Regions from separate parts of the Mus musculus genome. Here region 2 is linked to region 1. A link is a loop called in an ENCODE intact Hi-C map of the cell type or tissue named here. Cell type or tissue: heart. All regions are shown on one strand. Links, peaks and the distances in the headings refer to the core of each region. The heading gives the core; the rest is flanking DNA.

Evidence for each region. Hi-C counts contacts between places; a loop is a spot of excess contacts. Peaks named below come from ENCODE experiments on the same cell type or tissue, not always from the same donor. Only the 100,000 strongest peaks of a DNase experiment are listed, where the experiment ranks them.
Region 2: it touches region 1 in a loop (2.6-fold over the local background); 2 of 42 quality-filtered maps call a loop at or near these places.

What each region holds. Positions count from the first base shown.
Region 1 is chr10:95,705,668-95,711,048 of GRCm38, forward strand. No RefSeq gene overlaps it. Among named protein-coding and RNA genes, the nearest start is that of Gm47708, 22 kb to the right of the region's middle. In heart, for the core only: no CTCF peak of the experiment used is centred there; a DNase peak (open chromatin) is centred at 2,504; H3K27ac peaks cover 1,383 bases.
Region 2 is chr10:95,657,676-95,663,056 of GRCm38, forward strand. No RefSeq gene overlaps it. Among named protein-coding and RNA genes, the nearest start is that of Gm33336, 28 kb to the left of the region's middle. In heart, for the core only: no CTCF peak of the experiment used is centred there; a DNase peak (open chromatin) is centred at 1,996; H3K27ac peaks cover 531 bases.

The DNA of each region.
Region 1 (5,381 bases), core at 104-5,103:
TCTGCCTCTTGAATTCTCGGATTAAGAGCATGCCACACCCAGTGACACTAGATTTTTAAATGAACAAAAAGTATCTTATTTGCAAGTGAGGCAATGGACATTATCTTATAACAGAATCAGTTATGTGAATGTGAATCTGAGAGGAGGCTAAATTTATTTCCTTCTTTTTTTTTTTTTTTCACAAAAGAATCCTCAAAGTAACTGGCAGAGGGGAGAAAAATGAGCTCACTTTTGCTATAAAATTAGAAACACAAACCATTCCAAACACAAGCTGTTCATGCTTAACTAGAGGATACTTCGTATGTTCCATTTTCTGCATGGCTTAGAATTTCCTCACTCCCTGCCCTCCTCTTCCTCCTCCTCCTCCTCCTCCTCTTCCTCCTCTTCCTTTTGTATCTGTCTTATTTTCCTTTGTATGACACCCGATTCTAAGCGTGGATTGCCTCTGGCTCCCATCTAAGCCAAGAAGCTGAAGATCTACCCTCCCACAGTAACCCTGGAACTAAATAGCTGCAGCCTTAATTTGGAGGCCAGTAAAACTTTTATGTATTAAAGTTGTGATTTTATCCTTTCCTTCATAGCTATAGAAAGAAGAGCAAGCTTTAGAAGGCAGAACAGGAGCGCTTTGAGAATCCAGATACTCCCAAAGCTGCCTTTCTGAAAATGATGACCCACACACACCAAGCCTCAGTTACCATGGAGAACTCCTCAGTCACAATCCCTGGAGGTAGGGACCCTGGAATCTCAGGACTAAAAAATCCGAAGGATCTACCTAAGTACAGGCAGATCTTCCTGTAGTGGGCAGCAGTTTATGCAGAGGCCCGGGGCTGGCTAAAGGTTGGAGATATACCTGAGGTTCAGCCTTAAATGGGGTGTCTGTGCCAATCCCTCCCCAGTGAGGCTTACGGATGCCTCAGTAGAGTACGTAGAAGGGAAGGAAGAGCTGGAGGATGGGGAGGAGTGCTCCCAAGGGTTATATTGGCACTTGTGGACACACTGTAGCCATGATTACCTGTATAAGTCCTGTACGAGGTCAAGCCAACAAGACCATTGACCATTAACTGGACTCAGCATGTTATAGAACAAATGAACCCAAACCTAAACTACTTGAAGGTGGTAGGGAGATGTGTGGGGGTTGGGTGGATGTGATCAAATAGATATTCTAAAACCAAAATGGAATGGAATAGAAGCAGGAGATACGTGTTCAGAGGGTGGCCGTAGATAACCGCCAGGGCTCTCTGAAGCCTTCCGATGCTCATATAGAGGGTGATGCCGGGCCCCATGCATTTTCCTGAGGGACATCCTTAAACAGTCCCTGACTCCATAAAAAGTTAAGAGCCAGTAGATAATGTCAAATAAGTGTGGGCTAAAGGGGAAGCCGACATGACTCATTCGTAAACTACAGCAACAGCAACATTTTTAAAACTGTAAGTTAAGCCAAGGTTATCACCCTGCATCTACAAATCTTTAGAAATCGTGTGGGTTGTCAAATTTCTGTAGAAAATTCAGGAATTCTATGTCTTACTAGGCATAGGCACGCTAGCCAGAAAGAAAACATAAACATAAACATATTCTTACAGCCAACCAAGAAAATATCAACTCTCAAAACATCAAAAAACAAAACAAGACAAAAAAAACCCACAAAAACTCCAAAACCAAAAACCAAAAAACCCCAAAACCAAACCAAACCAAACCAAACCAAACCAAACCAAATACCTTTAATAACAACTCTTGGATAAATGAATATAATATGTTAAAAATATTTTAGATGCATTGACAATGATTATAAAAAGTTGGAAGCAACCTTAATATCCACCAATTTTGGAATAAAATATAGTAAGATCAATACTAGATCACCATAAAGCAATTACAAGAAACTATCTAAATTCATACATTAATAATAATGCAAATAAGGCAGCTAATATTTTTATGGTATTAACCAGCGCTTTTCTAAGGGCTTTGCCTACATCAACAGTAAGTGGGAACTCAAAACGATACGGAGTGTGAATATATGATAAGTGTAAAAACATTGTGATGCTACGTGTGTTTTAAGGCACAGACTATACTGTGGCTTACTGAGGCCTGTATGAGGTAGAAGCCTAAAACTGGGATGGCATAATGTTCCCAGCATTCCCTGACAGAGCATTTTCGGGTGACACTGCAGTCTTCTTCAGCATCTTCAAGAGACTTAGCAGAACTTTGAGGATACCCTCACACAAAAAAAAACCATTTGGCAAGACAAGAAAACCCAAATGCAGATACTGCAGACAAAGCCTTGGGGAATGAGACAGGGCAAGCTAGGATTCATGAAGGTGGGAAGGTTTGTGGTACAAGCAAAACTTAAGTCCACAGGACAGAAGGAGTCCCACTGTCTGGAGGACTCAGCTGTAACTTCCTGCGGAAGGATGTCAGTGTGGGAGGGGGAAACCCACAATGGAGAGGGACCCACATATATATAGGAGCAGGCCAAGCTCCACAATGAGATTCCCTGAAGCCACCTGTGGCTTGCTGGTTTCAGCCATCCTTTCCTGAGAGGAAGCGGGAAGACATTGGCCTGCCTGACAGGACATCTGGAAGGCTCATCGGGCTAGGGACATGTGGTAAAGCTCTTCCGTTACAAACTATAACCAGAGAGGAAATGACTAACTGACACTCTTTGACCCTGAGGAGTTGAGAGGAATTATGTGTGGAATGCCAGTTACCAAGGTCTGGGAGCTGCGAGCCACAACAAAGTCTTCTCAGAATTCATGATATCCCAGGGAAAGGGATTTGGGGCTGTCTGGCCCTCAACTTCAGGTTGGAAAACACAAAGTATGAAATTAGTGGTGTGAGTATGGCAAGTGCCTTTTCTTTCAGCCCCCAGTAAAGAACAGGTTTAAGAGAAATAGAATTTGAGCCAGTCCAGGAATTCTTCTTCAAACACGTTTCCAGTTTACAACTCTTCTTGCCTATTCCTCTGACCTCTTGTAGGATGCGATTTTATCACCAAGGATCTCCAGGTTTAGTCAGCTCCTTCTCAGTCCACCCCAACCCACTCCACAAAGACTCCTCATTCTCCATAACGATGATCCCCACCCATTTCTCATTGCTTCCTCTGTCGGAATGACTTCTGTCTGACCCTGCTTCGCCTGGAAAAGTCTCACCATCCTCTTGGACTCCTCTGCAGGGACAGCAGCATAACCATCTACAGCTCCGCACTATATAGGTCTTCCCCAAGGACCCTGGGAACAAACTGATGATGAGCAAACATCAGTTCCTTGTTGATCGATCCGTTCCTTGTTAATCAAGGGGACAGCATCATGGGGACATGGGTTCAGCAGCAGTGTTAGAAAAGACCTGTCCTAATTGTGGGCTTTGGTGGGAAGATCTGAGGAGAAACTGGGCTTTTGGGTCTACATTGGATGGCACCAGGAATCCAGGTGATCCTGTGCTGAGGGTGTTTTAGGGTTACAGTGATCCTGTTTGTTTGTTTGTTTGTTTGTTTGTTTTTGTCTGAACATAGACAAAATAAGTCATGTGATGGTCTCATTTTGATTCACTTTATCAGTGCCCACAAGCAAGCCTGTCTGCCATGGCTGCTCTGTGTGATCGATTGTTTACGCCTGACAGAGGAACAGGATGGCTTGGCTCTGATGATCAGAACAGCCTAGCCGACAATGATACTGAGGGCTAGCTGTGATTATTTCCAGATGTGGAAAGTTGGTTTCTCCTTTCTTTGCATCGAGAAGGCAAAGCAGTCTTCAGATTGTGATATTGCCCGTGTTTTCTCCGACATGTGTGACAGAGCAGCCAGTACAACTCTATATTGATACTCATTCCATTTAAGCCCTGTAGGACAGCCATGCCGTATGTGTGGGACTCACCCCCACTGCCTCCAGGATGGGCCTCAATTTATTTAGAACAATCCAGTGGTGACTCACTCAGGATGGCTTTAGCGATGGATTCCATGGAAACAGGCTGCGGTTTTTCACCCGGGAGGTTTTTAGTAGTGGGATTCTCTGGATGGGAGTAAGGGAGAAGGAAGAGATGAACTTGACAGGTAATTGCAGTAGAGGCCTGACTGGGTTACCCCTGGGAACTGGGAGCCATCAGAGAGTAAAAGTGCCAATGTAGAGAGAGAAGGTCTCAGCCCTGAAAGGAAGACCTGGTTGGCACATGTGCCCCAGAGCCATTTTCTTGTCTTGATGTTACTTCCAACATCTAAAGGACAGGCTCGGAGTTGGTGGGCCCTGTAATGCATTAGGGCTGTCCCCTTTCCATTTGGGGGCAGTCTGTGCTCCTCTCCATCTAACATTGTCCTCTTCTCTCTCTCTCTCTCTCTCTCTCTCTCTCTCTCTCTCTCTCTCTCTCTCTCTCTCTCTCTCTCTCTCTCTGTCTTTCCCTCCCTGACACACCTACTCTCTCAGTAAGATGATATTTATCACGCCCAGGGGCTTTTTCAGATGCCAAGTTTCGTTTTCAGAGCACACTTATAACAAATGTGTTTTCTGCTGCCTTGGAGTTTTGAAGCTCTTGGAGTGGGGAGTGGGGAGCGGGGAGTGGGGAGCGGGGAGTGGGGGTGGGGTGGGGAGCAGGGGTGGGGTGGTGAGGAGCAAGAGTCTCCACATGTTGAGGTGCTATCAACTTTCTGCTCTCAAGGGTTGAGCTTCCCAAACACTTGTTGAAGAACTCTCCGGGCACTTTTGACCCCAGCAGCTTCTGCTGTCTCTTTAAACAAAACCTGGTGGGCAGAAGGACATCCACTGTGGGGACACCAGGTGTAAGGTGGGGATGGATGGTTTGGGGCTGACAGAGGGTATGAGAAATTATTTCCCAGGTCTGGGGCAGAAGAAGAAGGGACTAAGAGAAGTAAGCACACCACGCGAGGAAGGAAAGCTGTCAGTGTTCACTTGGAAGGAGCCACTGCAGCCACTCTGGACCCAGGCTGCTTTCCTGCTGAGGTAGACTTGGGCCAGTTTTCTTTTCTTCTTTGTATTTAGCTCTTCCGTGAAATATCCATAAAAGGGCTCCGAGCTCAATTAGAGCTATGGCTTGAAATATTCATCCCTCTGAAAGCTGACAACACTGGATTGAATTCACAGGACACGACTGTGAATAAATAACCTACAGTCCGTTCCTTTTTGAACTGCAATCTAATTAAATAGGGATTGTGGAGGGTTGGGGGAGAGAAAGGGACTGGATGGTCAGAGGGAATAGGGAGGAGAGACGAAGAGAGGCTGCTGGTGGTCTTTTGTAAGGACAGAGTGTCTCAGAGCTGACATGAATTTATTTCCATCACATAATTGATCAGCTTAACTTGAAATCTCTCTACTCCATATTCCCTGGAACTCAGTTTGTGCTACACAGCTTGGTTCTCCCGGTTGGGCACAAGAGACCATCGC
Region 2 (5,381 bases), core at 97-5,096, 48 kb before region 1:
TGATGTGATCTGGGTGATGCCCACGGCTGAGATTCTCTCTTCCCAGGGGACTCTACACGTGGGCAAATTGACAATAAACACTAACCAGCACCTGGCTTACAGAGGGGCGTCATGTTTTGCTTTAATATGGGACCAGGGATCCAAACTCAGATGCTGAGGCGGACTGAGTAATCCCCAGCCCCATTTTGAGGCAAAATCCTGCTCTATTTGTGCAGGCTGGCTTTAAACTCATGGTCGTTTTGTCTCAGCGTTAAGTGCTGGGGTTCTAGGTGTGCTTCGGAATGTCTGTTTTGTTCCTCCTGTCTCTCAATCTGTAAAATGAGGATGAATATAGTGCCCACCTTAAAAGACTGTCATTTGGACCAAATGGTCAAATCAAACAAAATAATGTGTTACTGGTTCGGTCATGGGATGGGACCCTCCCCTAATGGGATTCATGCTCTTTTATGTTGTGTGCGTGTTATATGTGTGCAATAAGCATGCATATATGTGTGGTTTTGTGTGTGAGTGCAGACATCACTCTTTCACGGTGCATGAGTAGAAGTCAGAGGCCAATCTTGGGTGTCACTTTTAACCTCCCAGTTCTTTTGGGTCTCTCTTTGCTCTGCTTCATATGCCATGGGGTTAGCTGGCCCATGAGCTTCGGAGAGTCTCCTCTCCGTCTCCCACCTCACCATAGAAGCACGGGATTACAGATCTGTGTGATGGCACCAAGTTCATGTGTGTTCTGAGGATTCACATTCACACTTGCATGGCAAATGCTTTACCCATAGAGCCATCTCCCCAGCCCTGGGGAATCAGTGTTCTTAGCAAAGATGTCCAGGGAGCTCCTGTGACTCCTCCTACCACGTAAGGTTGTATTGCAAAGTGGTCCTCTGTGTGCTGGAAGCAGGTTCTCACCAGAAACTGAAGCCCTGAGCAACCTGGCTTTCAACCTCTCACCGTTCAGAATCACGAGAAATGAGTTTCAGTTACTATGGCACAGATTTTATGGTATTTTGTTGTGATTGCCCAAATAGCTAAGGCAAGTGGACGAATGATTTTTGGAAGTCGTCTGTGGTGTAGCACACATGGTTGAGCACAGAAGCAACCCCAGCCTGCTATTGACTATCTGACCCTGTGTGGGCTTTGGGGTTTCAGACCAGCAATCAAAGGAGACATAACATTGCAATCTTGCTCACATGAAGTTTAATGCACCAGCCACACAAAGAACTTCAGAGGCCCTGGTTCAGAGAAGATGGTGATGTTTCTTATCCTCACCATCCCGTGTGTAGTTAAAATGAAACCATGATTAAGCCATAGATAAGTAAGCGCCAGTCCAACACAGTTCTGATTTCCCCCTCAAATTCTTTTCTCTTTGGTCAAAGTTCGTAGTTAGCAGGCTCTTGTCGGTCGTGGCAGCTGCAGACACTTTGGTCCCTTCCCCCACTGCCCATTCCCATTGGCTGTGTTCCCTTTCTTCTCTCTGTTAGGCGGCATCCCTCTGCTTTTCTATTACACACACACTCCATTACTCTCTCTATTTTCCACCTCCCCAGGGCTCCTACTCCTCATGATCCCCTTTCTAGTTTCTCTCTCTCTCTCTCTCACACACACACACACACACACACACTCTGTCTCTGTCTCACACAGAGACAGACAGGCAGATAGATGATAGTAGATGATAGATGGATAGATAGATTAATATATATATATCTGGTAGATAGTGATAGATATAAATAGATGATAGATAAATGGGTGATAGATGGTAAATAGATAAAAGATGATAGGTAGATGATAGATAGATAGATAGATGGATAGATAGATGATAGATAGTCAGAGAGGTACAAATTGAAGCTCCACATGTAAGCGGCGACATGGAATTTGACTTTCAGAGTCTGACTGAATGCTCTGCTGCCACACCCATCTTCCTGACTTGTCATGCTTTCATTGTTCTTTGGCTGCATAGAGTTCCCCTGTGCTCTTGGACCAGCTCCTTTATCCATTCATGAGTTGGCGGGCAGCTCCGTCTCGCTTCCTGGCTATTGTAAAGAGCTTAGCGTCTTCTCGACTCAAACAAACAGGCAAACACCTCCTAACTTCCTGAGTGCTTTTCAGAGGATGTGAAACTCTTCCTAACTTTCTTTGGGTGCTGCGTTGTTAGGGTCCAGCTCTGCTCCTTCTGTCTCTGGAGAAAGTGGCCCCAAGCTGCCTTCCAGCTGAACTGTTTGCTCTCTCTCAGGTTTTCCAGAACTTTCTCTGCATCTCAGCTTGGAGTCTGACCTCAACCCCAGCCTGTGGGACAGTCAGTAAACATTTGTGACCTCTCTCTTGTGGGGCCACAGGGCCTGTTCTCCCTGCCTACCTGTGGCACTTAAGGTCAAGCTTAGGTCTGCAGAAATGTTACAGGATTCTTATGTGAAGGGCCAGGGCTCTGTTTTCATTATGACTAGTGCAGGAACTGAGGTTGCAGGAACTGAGTAGTATGGCTTGATTTGGGGTCACCTATGCCTACAGCCAGGACTGTGCCACATATACATTATTTTAAAGTAGCAGTTCTCAATCTGTGGGTCATGGCCCCTGGGAGAGGGCGGAGGTCGAATGAACTCTTTCACAGGGGTCAAGTATCAGATATCCTGCATATCAGACATTTACACTATGATTTGTAACAGTAGCAAAGTTTAGTAACAAACATAATTTTATGGTCGGGGGATGCTACAACATGAAGAACTGTATTAAAAGGTCGCAGTGTTAGAGAGATTGACAACCACCGTTTTGGAGAATCCACACTCCTGTTCTCAATTCTCCAAAGGAGGAAACGGATGCTGGTGTTTGTCTTTGAACAGGTCCACCTGACAGTTTCAGCACTTTGTTTAGGGAAAGGAACACAGGCAGCCACTCTCCTGTGCAGAGAGTAGATCACGGGCAACACTGTGTCTCCTTTCAGTGGGCCGTCCTTTCTAGTCTAGCCAGAACAATGGTGCTTGCAACTTGAATCCTTCAACCTGTGATAAGGCAGAGGACATTTAAGGCTAGCAGGTACCATCTCCCCCTGCCTCCTTAGCTTGGAGAAGCATCACCTGATTGGATTTCCTTTTCATTCTGTTTTCAGCCTGACTTCTTGTGAGGAGAAGAATCAAGAGGCGCCGCTCTTGTTTGTGCGCTGATGCAAATGACGCTTGGGGAAACTACAGGCTGCGGAGGAGTGGGTTCCAGGTCTAATCTGAGAGTTATGAACGTATATGTCCAGTTAAGGAACTGAGTTTGCCTGCAAGGGTTTCCATGCTGTCTTCACTGTGATAGGTGGATAAATTCCTTCAAAGGAAGGAAGAGACAATGGCAGACAGATGCACGAGAGTACTGGGAGCCATTCCAGGGCTCACGTTGGAGACTCTCAGGTGTGGGCTTGTCTGTTCATCTGTGTGTTCTTTGTTAGAGCCAGAGAAGCACTGTGTGCACTCTGCGTCTTTCATCTGCTAGGGGACCCAGTATAGGGCAGGATACAGATGGACACGTGAGTGCAGAGATGGAGGGAGGGAGCGGCACAAGGAAATGAGAAGCAGAAGAAAAGATCTGTGGGCCAGAAAGGCATTTGGGAGCATGTAGGGAGACAGACTGAGGATCCACACTGACCCAGCTTCTCTCACTGTGTAACCTTGGGGAATATACCTGTCCAGGCTCCATTTAGAAAACCTTGTACATGCAGGTTAAATGATCTATGGTAGATGGTCTTTATGTGGTTTGTATGGGGTTCAATGAAACATTGTGTCCTAGGTTAGTCATGAAACATTGTATCACAGGCCATTTCATTCCTGTGGACAATCTAGGTTTTTAAAGAAAATAGGTGAATATTGTTTGAGTTTTACAAGGTTTGATGAGTAGTGTGGCATCTAGCTGACTAACATTTGTGATGATACTGTGTTTAAGAATGGCTTGAAATGCCGGGCGGTGGTGGTGCACGCCTTTAATCCCAGCACTTGGGAGGCAGAGGCAGGCGGATTTATGAGTTCGAGGCCAGCCTGGTCTACAAAGTGAGTTCCAGGACAGCCAGGGCTATACAGAAAAACCCTGTCTCAGAAAAAAAAAAAACAAAAACAAAACAAACAAAAAGAATGGCTTGAAATAAGCCAAGTGTAGTGACACACGCCTTTAATTCCAGCACTGGGAGGAGGATCTCTGAAGTCAAGGCCAGCCTCGTCTACATAGTGGGAGTTCCAGGACTGGAAGGACTAGATAGGGAGACTTAGTCTTGTAAACAAACAAACAAAAAGCAAATACAAGCAGACCAATGAATGTCTGGAGAGCAGGAAGTAAGAGGAGTTGGAGTGAGCTCTGTAGAGAGACAATGAGGAAACTGAGTGACTGAGTCACCATGAGGCTCCTGAGGGAAGATAATGAGAAGCTTCCCTTAGAGGCTTGCAGGCTTTTGACTGGCCTGATGTTTATTTACCCAGGTTCTGGCTATGTTTATTTACCCAGGTTCTGGCTCTAAGGAAACCATCTCATCCTAAGCTTTCCAGGAAAGTGAGTAAGCAATAGCACCAAGGCCAAATCTACCCTCCCTATAAGCGGATTCTCTCAGGTATTTTCTCGTAGCGATGTAGCGAACACAAATTACTCTGTGATAAATAATCATTTATGAATCTTTTTATGAGCATTCCTGAGGTGGGCAAGAAGGATATAGGACTTTCCCAATTTTATCGTTTTATATATGACTTAATACTATATAGTTGGGTTTTTCTCCGAAGGTCTGTTTTTATTTTTGAAATTATAATTCTAATTATAATGCTTCCTTTTCCTCTTTCCTCCCTCCAAACCCTCCCATTTATTCCTCTTTGCTTTCTTTCAAATTCATGGTCTCTTTTTCAGGAATTGTTATCACATGCATATATGGATTTATATAAATATGTAAAATATGAAAATATGCTTCATAAAGATAATATCCTTAAAAACATATATTTTAACACTTATAAAATATATATCTATAGATAAATGTAATAACATGTATAAGTATATAAGCTATTATACACATACACAATCACACACACACACACACATATATGTTGCAAGATATTTAATCACACTGTAAAATCCAAGATTGTGTTATTTACTGAAAAACCCTGTTTCTAGTTGTAGTATGGCTCAGCCCTTAGCACACACCTTTAATTCCTCTGGGCAGAACACAGACATTTTCTTACTCCCAAACAATGAAGGTAAAGTTAGTTTGTAAAAGGAAGCACTGATGTTTGAAAATGATGTCTAATTGAGTAGCAGACAAAGTGATGAATCAGAGAAAGATTCGATGGAACATGGTATGCCCAACTCTCATGAGAAGAGAGACGAAAGGGAAGCTACTTAAGGAGCCATGTAGAGAGAGAAGAGGAAGGAAAAAATCAAGTTTT